Linked DNA regions of Homo sapiens: region 2 is linked to region 1. Evidence: read pairs that join two places in POLR2A ChIA-PET (ENCODE). Cell type or tissue: PC-9. All regions are shown on one strand. Links, peaks and the distances in the headings refer to the core of each region. The heading gives the core; the rest is flanking DNA. Region 1 has its middle 65 kb from the start of LINC01800. Region 2 has its middle 3.7 kb from the start of LINC01805.

What was found. Peaks named below come from ENCODE experiments on the same cell type or tissue, not always from the same donor. Only the 100,000 strongest peaks of a DNase experiment are listed, where the experiment ranks them.
Region 2: POLR2A ChIA-PET joins it to region 1 with 8 read pairs; 2 of 35 experiments call an interaction of 5 or more read pairs at or near these places.

The regions. Positions count from the first base shown.
Region 1 is chr2:64,795,594-64,800,969 of GRCh38, reverse strand. No RefSeq gene overlaps it. Among named protein-coding and RNA genes, the nearest start is that of LINC01800, 65 kb to the left of the region's middle. In PC-9, for the core only: no CTCF peak of the experiment used is centred there; DNase peaks (open chromatin) are centred at 909, 1,169 and 2,909; H3K4me3 peaks cover 675 bases; H3K27ac peaks cover 2,179 bases.
Region 2 is chr2:64,480,013-64,485,388 of GRCh38, reverse strand. No RefSeq gene overlaps it. Among named protein-coding and RNA genes, the nearest start is that of LINC01805, 3.7 kb to the left of the region's middle. RefSeq lists an enhancer at 125-1,324. In PC-9, for the core only: no CTCF peak of the experiment used is centred there; a DNase peak (open chromatin) is centred at 2,308; H3K27ac peaks cover 1,242 bases.

The sequences.
Region 1 (5,376 bases), core at 138-5,137:
CAGACCCTACTCAAGATGGAGTTGCTCTGGTTCAAACGCCTCTGACAAAAATACTGGGGACAGAGTTACCCTGGATTCATAGGCATTTCCCTTGCCCTGAAGCCTAGTGAGAGGACCCGAGAGATGGACCCAGAGTGCTTGACATGGGGTTCCTGCACTTGGGAGGACTGGGAAAGTTGAAAGGTGAGGTACTGGCTGCCCTGCTCCTGACAGCTGGGCAAGGAGAATGCTGCAGAGGAAGGAGCCTATGCCCCACAGAGCATCTGGGAGCATCTCTCGGGCAGAATGGACACCTTGGAAAGAGAGTTGGCTTGAATTGTTTTCAAATTTCTTTCAAGGGCAAGAGATCTGCTTGCTGGGGCGGCTGACCACAGGGGTAGGGAACTGTGCATATCAACCTATCAACAAAAACCAAAGTCACGATGAGGTTAAAGTGGTGGGCTGCAGGGTTGCAGCCCTGGCTAAGCAGCAGTTAGTGCATGGCCATTGCCTCCCCAGGTTTCAAAAAAGTTAATGAGGCATGAGGGGTCACCTGGACCACTTCATAATGACTTTTTACAACGGCCCCAGTCAGGTAGGCAGTTTCTGTCCTTTACCTGTCTTTGCTCCCCATGCCACATCCTGGAGGAGTCAAAGGCTGAAGGAGGAACAGAAGAGTAGGGTAGAAAAAAAATGAGAAATACAGGATGGGTTTGGTTGCAGCTGGGCTAGTAGCTGACTGTTGATGAATTTCTGAGTGAGACTGGAAAAGCGGTGGGATTGACCTTCTCATATCATTCCCAGATGGGCACCCAACATAGCAGGTGTGAGAAAAACAAAGCCATCTCTAGATTTCAGGCCCACAGCTCAGCCCAGTGACTCAGGGTGACGACCCTGGTAGTTGACAGTGCAGCTTTGGCCTCTCCCTCTCTAGGTTCTTTCCTTCTGGACACAGGCCAGGAAAACCTGCCCATGGCTCTGAGCAGCTGCCTCCCTGGATTGGCATGTGCTTCATATCTCTCCAGCTAAAATGAAGGTCCCCTGAAGCCAGGGGCTGTGTTTCTTCTCATCCTTAGCCCCTAACACAAAGGCTATTAAAAGTTTATTATTGAAAAGGAGGAAAGACCCTGGGCATCAGCATCAAGGTGTACAGAAGATGATGGAGGAGGGAGAGTGTGGAAAATGGAAGCGACTCATCCAATAGGCAAGGTGCCAGCTCCTTCTCTCCCTTCATATCTGAGACAGCCATCTCTGGGCTATAAGGTCTCGGGGATAAAGAAAACCATGGACTTCCATCATAATCTCTCCAAAGCCACACTTCTCTGACCTTTAAAAATTCAATTTGAGGAGTTGAATGTGGTGGCTCATGCCTGTAATCCCAGTTACTTGGGAGGCTGAGGTGGGAGGATGGATGGCTTGAGCCCAGGAGGTCAAGACCACCTTGGGCAACATAGCAAGACCCTGTCTCTAAAATATATTTATTTTTAAAGAGCCAGGCATGGTGGTGCACACCTGCGGTCCCAGCTACCTGGTGGGAGGACTGCTTGTGTCCAGGAGTTGGAAGCTGCAGGGAGCTATGATCATGCCACTGCCCTCCAGCCTGGGTGACAGAGCGAGACCCTATCTTAAAAAAAAAAAAAAAATCAATCTGAAACTTAACAGAGTTACCGTAAAAACTAAGTTTTTCTGGCCTTCTCGTAACTGGAAATATCTGGTTTACTACACATCTACTTTACATGAGGATGATTTGTTTCTAGTGATGGCCTGAGACCTGAGGCACTGAAAGATTCTGAAGACCTGGTCATCTCAGAAAGTCTGAGTTCCACAGCAGCCAAAATTGGGCTTGAAGTGTGTTTCTGTACATAAAAGTCTTCAAATGGTTGCTTTTTATTGGCCCAAATAATTGACTAACCTGAAGATCTCATTCCCCAGTCATGTCAGAGGATAAATATTGATCATATTTGGTGGTCAGGCTCAACTATGAGAGAAAATTTCCTCCCTCCATTGCTCAAATAAACGTTCATGCCAAATAAATCTCTCCAGGGCCGACTTCAGATGAAGGATGTTCAAGCTGAAAGAAAGTGATGAACCTACATGAAAACATATGTCCCTTCTCTGTATACATTTATGGATGGATGTCTTAGGAACTCAAGAAAATGCCTTTTTTCCCCAAAAAAAGTACCAACTCCCCTACATTTTCTTGGCAGTTCACAATTAGAGTGCACTGGAGAGATTGAATTATTTTACTTCAAATGTGTAGAAGCACACTGTTCTCAGAAAACTGCTGAAGTCTATCTGAGTATCAGCCTGTCTGATCATTTAGGGTCGCAGCTGTGCAATAAATGTTGGTTTATCCTTTTGGCCATTACAGAGACACTAAATCCAGAGCCAGCGTCCACCCAGAAGTTTTGAGTTTATTTGAATAACATTCTTATGCCTACAGGAAAATGAGTGTCCATGGTGAACTGATGTGTAGGAAATTGTTAAATGTTGAGGGGCAGGATGGGGGATGGTAGAAGAGTTAGAAAAAACCCAAAAACCCAGGGAGGTCATCTCAGAGAATTAGGAAATCCAGATCTTTTCTTTTATAAGCCTCAAATATTTCCAGGATTCCATCTGGCTTTCATTTCTAACCCCTTGTCTTCTAACAAAGAGAATAAAGATGGTTTTAAAACTAAATGTGAGCCCTTCCAGAAAAAGACTGAACAGGAGTTTCTCTCTTCCCCTCTTTTGCCTGGTAGCAGAATTTTCTTTTGCACTATTAAAAATGGCGTGGGCCACCTTTTCTCTAAAAACACACGAAGCTGATGCATAACTCTTTTCCAAATAATTAATCTTTCCAGTGGAATCTTTCAAAGCCCCACATTTCCTGTTATTTTATACAACTGCAATTTGTAACTGGAGCTCCTGCCCAGTGTTCCACAGGCAAAATGCCAAATCCACTACATTTCACCTACTGAGGTGCCCTGCACAAATAATCCTTAACCACAAGTTAAACAGTTAGGTCCTGTGCTCGCTTGAAAGAAAAGCCCAAGAAACAAAAGACTTTTACCATACTTCTGTGCTAAAATTTTAGTGGATGCTCACAATGTTTTATTTTCCAACGTCCACATTTGAAAATATCACCAGTATGCCACAAGAAAAGATTTTTCAAAAATGAATTGGTTCTTGTGTTAAGTGAATGTTTGAGAGTCATAAAAGTGACACCTTCTTAGTTATCTGAAGGCCAAAAGCTGTGGCTGTTGTATCAGATCCACCTCATTTGCTTCCTTGTCTTTGAGCTGGAAGGCCAGAGCTAAGGTTGGCTAAAGGGTAAGCTGGGGAGGCAGGATTTGTGGGGTCGGCAGGTGACCCCATCCGATCTTCCCCCTGCACTTCCCCTGTCCATTCACTCAGTTACCACTCCTCCAAGTTGCCCATGAACTGAAGTTCTCTCAAGATCACTAGGTTGGCCCATCTCTACAAAAAACACAAAAATTGGCCACCTGGGACTACACCTGTAGTCCCAGCTAGTAGGGAGGCTGAGGTGGGAGGATTGCTTGAGCCCAAGAGGTTGAGGTTGCAGTGAGCTGTGTTTGCACCACTGTACTCAAGCCTGGGCGACAGAGCGAGACCTTGTCTCAAAAAAAAAAAAAAAAAAAAAAAAAATCACGAGGTTGAGAGTTTCTTCTCTTTCAAATCCTTTCCATTCTCCTTAAACACCTCCCTACCCCAACTTCACATTTCTTTTTTTTCCCCTGTCATAACAGCCTACGATTGAATCACCTCACATTTCTGCATATGACCTGCCTTTACTTTTCAAAAATTGATGCCATAGAGCCAGGCCCCCAGCTTCCTGCTGCAGCCCCACCTTCCCTGGCGCCATCCCCACTTCCTTTCCTCCCATCCCTTGGCGGATGCGTCCTGCCCTTAGGTCAAGCCCTGCACCTGTGTTCTGGATCCCAGCCCCCAGAGCCCCACACTAGAAAATGTCTCCTCTCCCTTCTATTTCCAACGCTTCTCTGACACCCGAATCCTTCCCATTTACACTTAAGCATGCTTGAGTCTCTCTCAGCACAAAACAAAAACACCTCTCTGAAACCACAGCCCCTTCCTACAACTATTCTTTCTTCTCTCCTTCCCAGCGAAACTTCTCAAATGAGTCGTCTATACTCCACTTCAATTTCATCCGCTCCCCTCACTCCTCAGCCTCATCACTTTAGCTAAAATAATTAATGACCACCACATTGCCAGAAAGAACTCAGTCCTTATGTCCCCTAGTCTCTCTGGGACCATTCCCTCCTAAAACCCAAGTCCCTGGGCTTTGAGGACCAAAGCCCTTCTCATTTTCCTCCTACCTCTTTGCCTGTGGTTTCTTTTTCTCCTTTGCAGACCCAATCTTCTCTACAGAGCCATTAAGTGTTTAGGTTATTTAAGCTTCCTTTTCTCATCTATATGCAATCCCTGCTACCCACATCCACTACTCCGATAATCAGGCTCCTACTTGCAGTTGCCTATGCCAAGTCTCCAACTGGGCTTTTCATAGGCACAAGTTCAAATCCCAAGGATCTTTCCTCCCAGACTTGCCTCACTACCTCAGATTCTTATCTCAGCCAATGACACCACCATCGGCTGGGCTGCTCAGGTCAGAAACCCAGACATCCTTGATGCCTTTCTCTATTTCTCAAATTCAACCTATCCCTCAACCCTGGCAATTTTACCTCCTAAAATTTCTGATGTCCATTCACTTTCTCCATCTCTACATCAAATGCCAGCCCCAGACACTGTCTTCTCTCGTCTGGATCATGGCAATACTCCACCACTGATCTCCCTACATCCATTCTCAACCCTCTCTAAGCGGTCCCCCCAAGTGTTGCCAGACCATGTCACTCTCTTGCATGGAGTTCTTTAATGGTATGTTGGACACAAACCCTGTGTGCCTTCTCAGATTCCCTTGACTGTGTCCTTTTTTCTCTATTGGCTGGTCTTCCACCTGCACTTCCACTTCCAGGTTTGGATGAAATGCCACACCGCAGGTACAACCAATGAGAGGCTGGGTGATGCACCCTGGAAGGACATGGGAGTTAGCTTCTGTAGAATTAAACATGAACAATGGGCAATGCAAGATGGGAGAATACCAGGCAGATAAATTATTCCTTCCTTTCTACCTGCTAAGAATTGCTCTGAGATATGATTTTCCACATTAACTTTCTGGAGAAGTCCTGTGTGGTTAACAAACACCTGGTAACCAACCCGCTGTGTTTCCTTGCAGCTGGAGCTCATTGTGGTGCAGTAACCAGAGTGATAACACAGCATTGCCTTGCTCCACATCTTTCCTCACTTTACCTCCCTTTTCCTCACCCTCACTGTCCTGGCTTTTGCCTTCCAAGAAAGTGTCACCACTTTGGTCTTTAACTC
Region 2 (5,376 bases), core at 273-5,272, 320 kb after region 1:
TGTGATGAAAATGATAATCATTGAATCCAGGGGCAGCAGCCTCTAAAGCCCATGCCCTCAACTACTGTGTCATCATGACTCCAACAGCATGTCAGAGAAACCTATGTGTGGGCCTTACCTGGGATCACTAGAGGCGTGAGTCCTTTTGCAGGGCACTCTTACAGTCCTGAGTTAAAATCGGGAGTCTTGTCTAAATCATGCAGCAGGCAGAGTTGGTCTTTGGCTCTCACTGGTCCCAGGAGTGACCCTGTCTCCCTCTTCTGCATTCCTTTTCTTTCAGGCTGCTTCTCCTGCTCTTTCCTCGCTTTTAAAAAAATCTATTTCTTAGTAAAAAATCAGACATTTTAAGTCAGAATCTTAGAACTTGAAATATGAAAAAAACATGGAAATCATTTAGTTCAGCTCCTTGATTTTGTAGATGCAAAAACTGTAGCTAAGTTGATCAAGATGCTTTTTCTTGCAAGTGACAGAACCCAATTTAAATTATCTCAAGTGAAAAAGGGAGATACATTAGCTTTGGGGGGTGAAAGCAGCATCCAGGATTCAGGAAAATGTCACTAGTTTATTTGCACTTTCTCTTTAATCTCAAATCTTTTATCTCTGCTTCAGAATATGATGGCCTCAATTGTTCCTGGTGTACTTGAAATTAATTTCTTTCTTTTGTTTTCTTTTTCTTTTTTTTTATGACACAGGGTCTTTCGCTGTCACCCAGGCTGGAGTGCAGTGGTGCGATCTTGGCTCACTGCAACCTCCGCCTCCCGGATTCCAGTGATTCTCCCACCTCAGCCTCCTGAGTAGCTGGAACTGCTGGTCTGCGCCACTACGCCTGGCTAATTTTTGTATTTTTAATAGAGATGAGGTTTCACCATGTTGGCCAGCCTGGTCTTGAATTCCTAATCTCAAGTGATCCACTTACTCCAGCCTCCCAAAGTGCTGGGATTACAGGTGTGAGCCACCTCGCCCGGCCCAATTTCTTTATATGGTTCCTGAAAGATAGGGCCATGGGAAACCCCAAGCTTACATCTGATGTTAGTTATTTCAGATGAAAGAGAAAACGTCTCGCTCCCTGTTGCTATATATCCCAGGGAAAGGCTCTGATTGGCCAAGCTTGGGTCACATGGCTCCATCTTGGACCAATCACTGTGGCTACAAGATGTGCTATGATAATCCACCAGACCTGGATCTCAGGCCATTTCAGTGTGGGAATGGGGTGGGAGTGGCAGGTGTTACAGAGAGCAGCCCCACAAGAATCATATGTGGTTTTACAGAAGAAGGAGGGTTGCTCTTATCAGAAAGGCAATGAGATAGCCTTCTAAGGTGGTCTCCAGTGATCACCACCACCTTCTGTTATCAAGCCTGCATGTAATCTCCCTGTGAGTGTGGGATGGTCCTAGTAAGTCACTTTTAATGAGTAGAATATGAGGAAAGTGGTGGGATATCACTTCTGAGATTATTTTACAAAAGTTTGTGATCTCTCTCTCTCTCCCCTTTGCTCACTCTGAGGAAGCCACCTCCCACATTGTGAGCTGCCTTATGGAAAGGCCCATATGGCAAGGAACTGAGGGTTGCCTCTGGCCAAAGCCAGCAAGAAACTGAGACCCTCAATCCAATAGTCCACAAGGAACTGAATCTTGCCAATAACCACTGAGCGAGCTTGGAAATGGATACTTCCCTATCCGAACATGGAGATGAAGACAGCTCTGGCAAACACTGATTGCAGTCTTGGGAGAGACCCTGAGCTGGGTGACTCCTTACCCATAGAAACTGGGGGGAAAAAAATCTATGTTGCTTTAAGTTGCTAAACTTTAGGGTAATTTGCTATACAGTAGCAGAAAACGAATACAGGGAGAAAGGACATTGGACAGACAGAAAAAGTGAGCAGACATCCACCACAGAACTTACTAGAACACACAAATACCATCATTGTTTTGGCTGCCTGAATGTCCTCAGACTTTTCCTTCCAGGTTTGTTTTCCTCTCTGCCTGGATTATCCTTTTTTTTCTTCACACTTTTAATTTCTTCCCATTCACCATGCTTTCCTAGGAGCCAACAGGAGAGGGAAAAGTGCAGGGAAGGGAAACATGGGAAGAAACTGGCAATAATGAGGGCCTACTATGTGTCAAGCACATTGCAGGCCATTTTCCACTGCTGATCTCACACAATCATTCCTCCCAATCCTACAAGGCTGGTTTTGTTAGTTCTATTCTGCAAATAAGAAAATAGAAGCTTGGAAAGTTGACATCACTTGCTCAGGACTACTCATCCAGGAAGTGGCAGCGCTGGGACACAAGCGAAGGACATTCATTCCACAGCAGCGTGCTGCCTCCTGGCAGGCAGTTAATTGTTTTTATCTGATAATAGGCCAGCTCGTTCCTGCTGGTGGGGTGTGATGACTCCAACATCAGGCCTTCACTCAGAAAGGGCTGACCTGTTGATTGTAATGCTTTCACCGAATTACTCTGTTCTTTTATTTCTGTGCCAACAGGTAAATTTCTAACCAGACCTGCTGCCAGATGAACAAGTCCCCTGGGAAGGAATCCCTTCTTCAGTCTTCAAGTCAAACTGCTTCTGTGCTAACCAAAGGCTAAGCCTGCCAGGGAGGGGGCAGTGCCACCTGCTTCCAAAGGCGCTGTGACAGCTCTTGTTTATTGAAGAGGGCTGCCCATCCCAGTGAAGTAAGATAACCAGGAATTTTATTTCTGAGAGAGAGTATCCTGGGCCTCCACATCAAGGAGCAGGAAAGCTCAGCCTTGGCTTCTTGAGCTATATCCCAGGGAGCTGTATCAGCAAATGGACAGGTGGAACTCTGATGCCTTCACCAAGATGGTTGAACAAGAGAACAAGATAGAGTTCTCATCAGCTGAACAAAAGAAATCATGACAGAGACTAGAAGATGTAAAGGCCTAGTTTCGGAGACAGAGACAAGTAATTTCCCTGAAATGTTATTTGTGCCATGTGGGTCACAGCTGAACTGCTGAGGGAAGCATTTTCAGAACATCACAGAGGGAAGAGTCATGGGTCTAAACCTTTTAAAGACTACATTTTTTAAAGGTCAACTGCTTTTTCCCTGGAGGGGATCCTTGTAATAGGTACTATAGAGAAGGATAATTAATAATCATGATGTTGAGAAAGTGGCCTGAAAAAGAAAAAAAAAAAACTTGGAACCAGCTTCTCATCGAAGATGTGCCTCTCTCCCTCCCTGCATTGCTGTGATCTAGGGTTGCAGTGATGCCCAGTTTTCCAGACCCTAGCTCTCACAGTCCGGACCAACTTGCAGCTGCATTTCAGTATCAATCCAATTTACAGAGCTGGAATTACGTTGTAGCGGGGCCCACTAACATGAACATACATTGTAAATTCTTTTTCCTCCTATTTGTATTTTCAATATTCTTTGTTAATTGTGATAATCCCTTATGACAAATGTGTGATGTATTTGCGTACCTCAGATTGAGCATATGTCTGGTATGAAACAAGTTGCCCCACAAAAAATTGGGGAGAGGCCGGGCATGGTGGCTCATGCTTGTAATCCCAGCACTTTGGGAGGCTGAGGCAGGTGGATCACTGAGTCCGGGAGACCAGCCTGGGCAACGTGGCAAGACCCCATCTCTACAAAAAAATGCAATACTTAGCTGGGCATGGTTAGGCACACCTGTGATCCCAGATACTCAGGAGGCTGAGGTGGGAGGATCATTTGAGCCCAGGAGGTCAAGTTTGCAGTGAGCTGTGATTGTGCCACTGCATTCCAGCCTGGCAACAGAATGAAACCCTGTCTCAAAACAACACAACCACACACACACACACACACACACAAAATTGGGGTAAGAACAAAAAATTGGGGGAAGAAATTGGACATATGAGTTTTGAAGGCATAACATCTGCCTTCTCATTGCTGAGACAAGTCATCTATTTTTAACTTCCATTTTCACGTTAAGGATTTCTCCCAGGCTATCCTTCAATCTCTACCATCTCTGAATTCCAAAGTTTTCTGTCCTTGCTCCTTGGGGTGTTCCGCAGCCTCCTGTCAGACTCTCCAAGGCTCCTTGTCTGCTGGGACTGTGCATGCCCCACCGAGGCCACATCCTACCAATATTGCAGCTTGGCTCCAGAATGGATTAGATAATTTTTGCTAAGCTCCTGCAGCTAGGTGTGTTTTTGTGAGGCTCACCCTATTCTCAGAGTTGTGAATCATGACAGCTGACCCTTACTGAGCACGCATATATGCTAGGCACGTGCTATGCTTTTTATGTGCATCATCTTGGTTAATCCTAATAAGAAGCTCATCCTTCTCATCAGCTCTGCTTTACAGATGGGACACTAAGGAACAGAGAGGTTAAATGACATGCACACAGTTACAAATCTAGTGGTAGTGCTGGAATTTGAACCCAGTCAACCTGACTCCAGAATCTGTGTTCTTGATCATGATGCTATTGATGGGTTCCAGCTTTTAGCCCATTTCCTGCAGGGTCCTTTGAGTTGCAGTTAATTGGGTCAGGTGCAGCTGTACCATGAGATAAGATAGGTGTTCAATAAATTCCACCCTAGAATCATTTGTTGAACATTTACTGGGTACAAGACACTGTGCTCACTTGTAAACCTGGGGTGTGGGTTTTGGTGTGGAGATGAAACATGCTATTTAGTCACTGAAATGATCAAGAAGGAAATCCTTTTGTTTGTAAGAATAGTAGATCTGACCTGAGACAAAATTGTGATCTTTCTGTGTCTCATTGTCTGGCCTTTCTCAAACCCTGACCCTGTCCTTTCTTCAACTTAGGAAGCCTCTTCTGCTTTTCCACCCAGGATCTTCTCTCCATGTTTCTGAACCCAGCGCTGCACTCAGAAACAGGGCAGGTGCCTCTCCGTGCATCTGAAGGCTTTACCTTCAGACCGTCCAGGTGTGCATACTTCAATGTTTATTTAGTTGCCTGCCTCTGGGGAGCATCCCAGCCTCACTGAGCTTATACCTTGGGACACCTTGGAAGGTGAAGGCAGCCGAGTCCTTATCGTAGAGTAAAATAAGACAAGAACTCTAAAGTGAGGAAAGGCCCCAAACTAAGCAACAAAAGGTGTTGTTTTCTTGAAAATGATGACGGAAATATTACAAATATTGATTGGTTGCAGAGGTAATACATTTGTCAAAGCTCATCAAATTGTGCTAAGGAATACCTTTGCATTTGTCTGTGTATAAATTTTACCTAAATAAAAGCTTTTTTTTCCTAAGAAATAAAAATGCCATAGTGCTAAAAGGACACTAGTAAGCAGAGAGCCGTTTCCAAGTACATCATCTAAGAGCCATTTGTTCAACAAATATTTATTGAGCACCTGATAAGTACCAGGGACTGTCCTAGAATCCATCAGCAATGAGACAAAGGTCCCTGT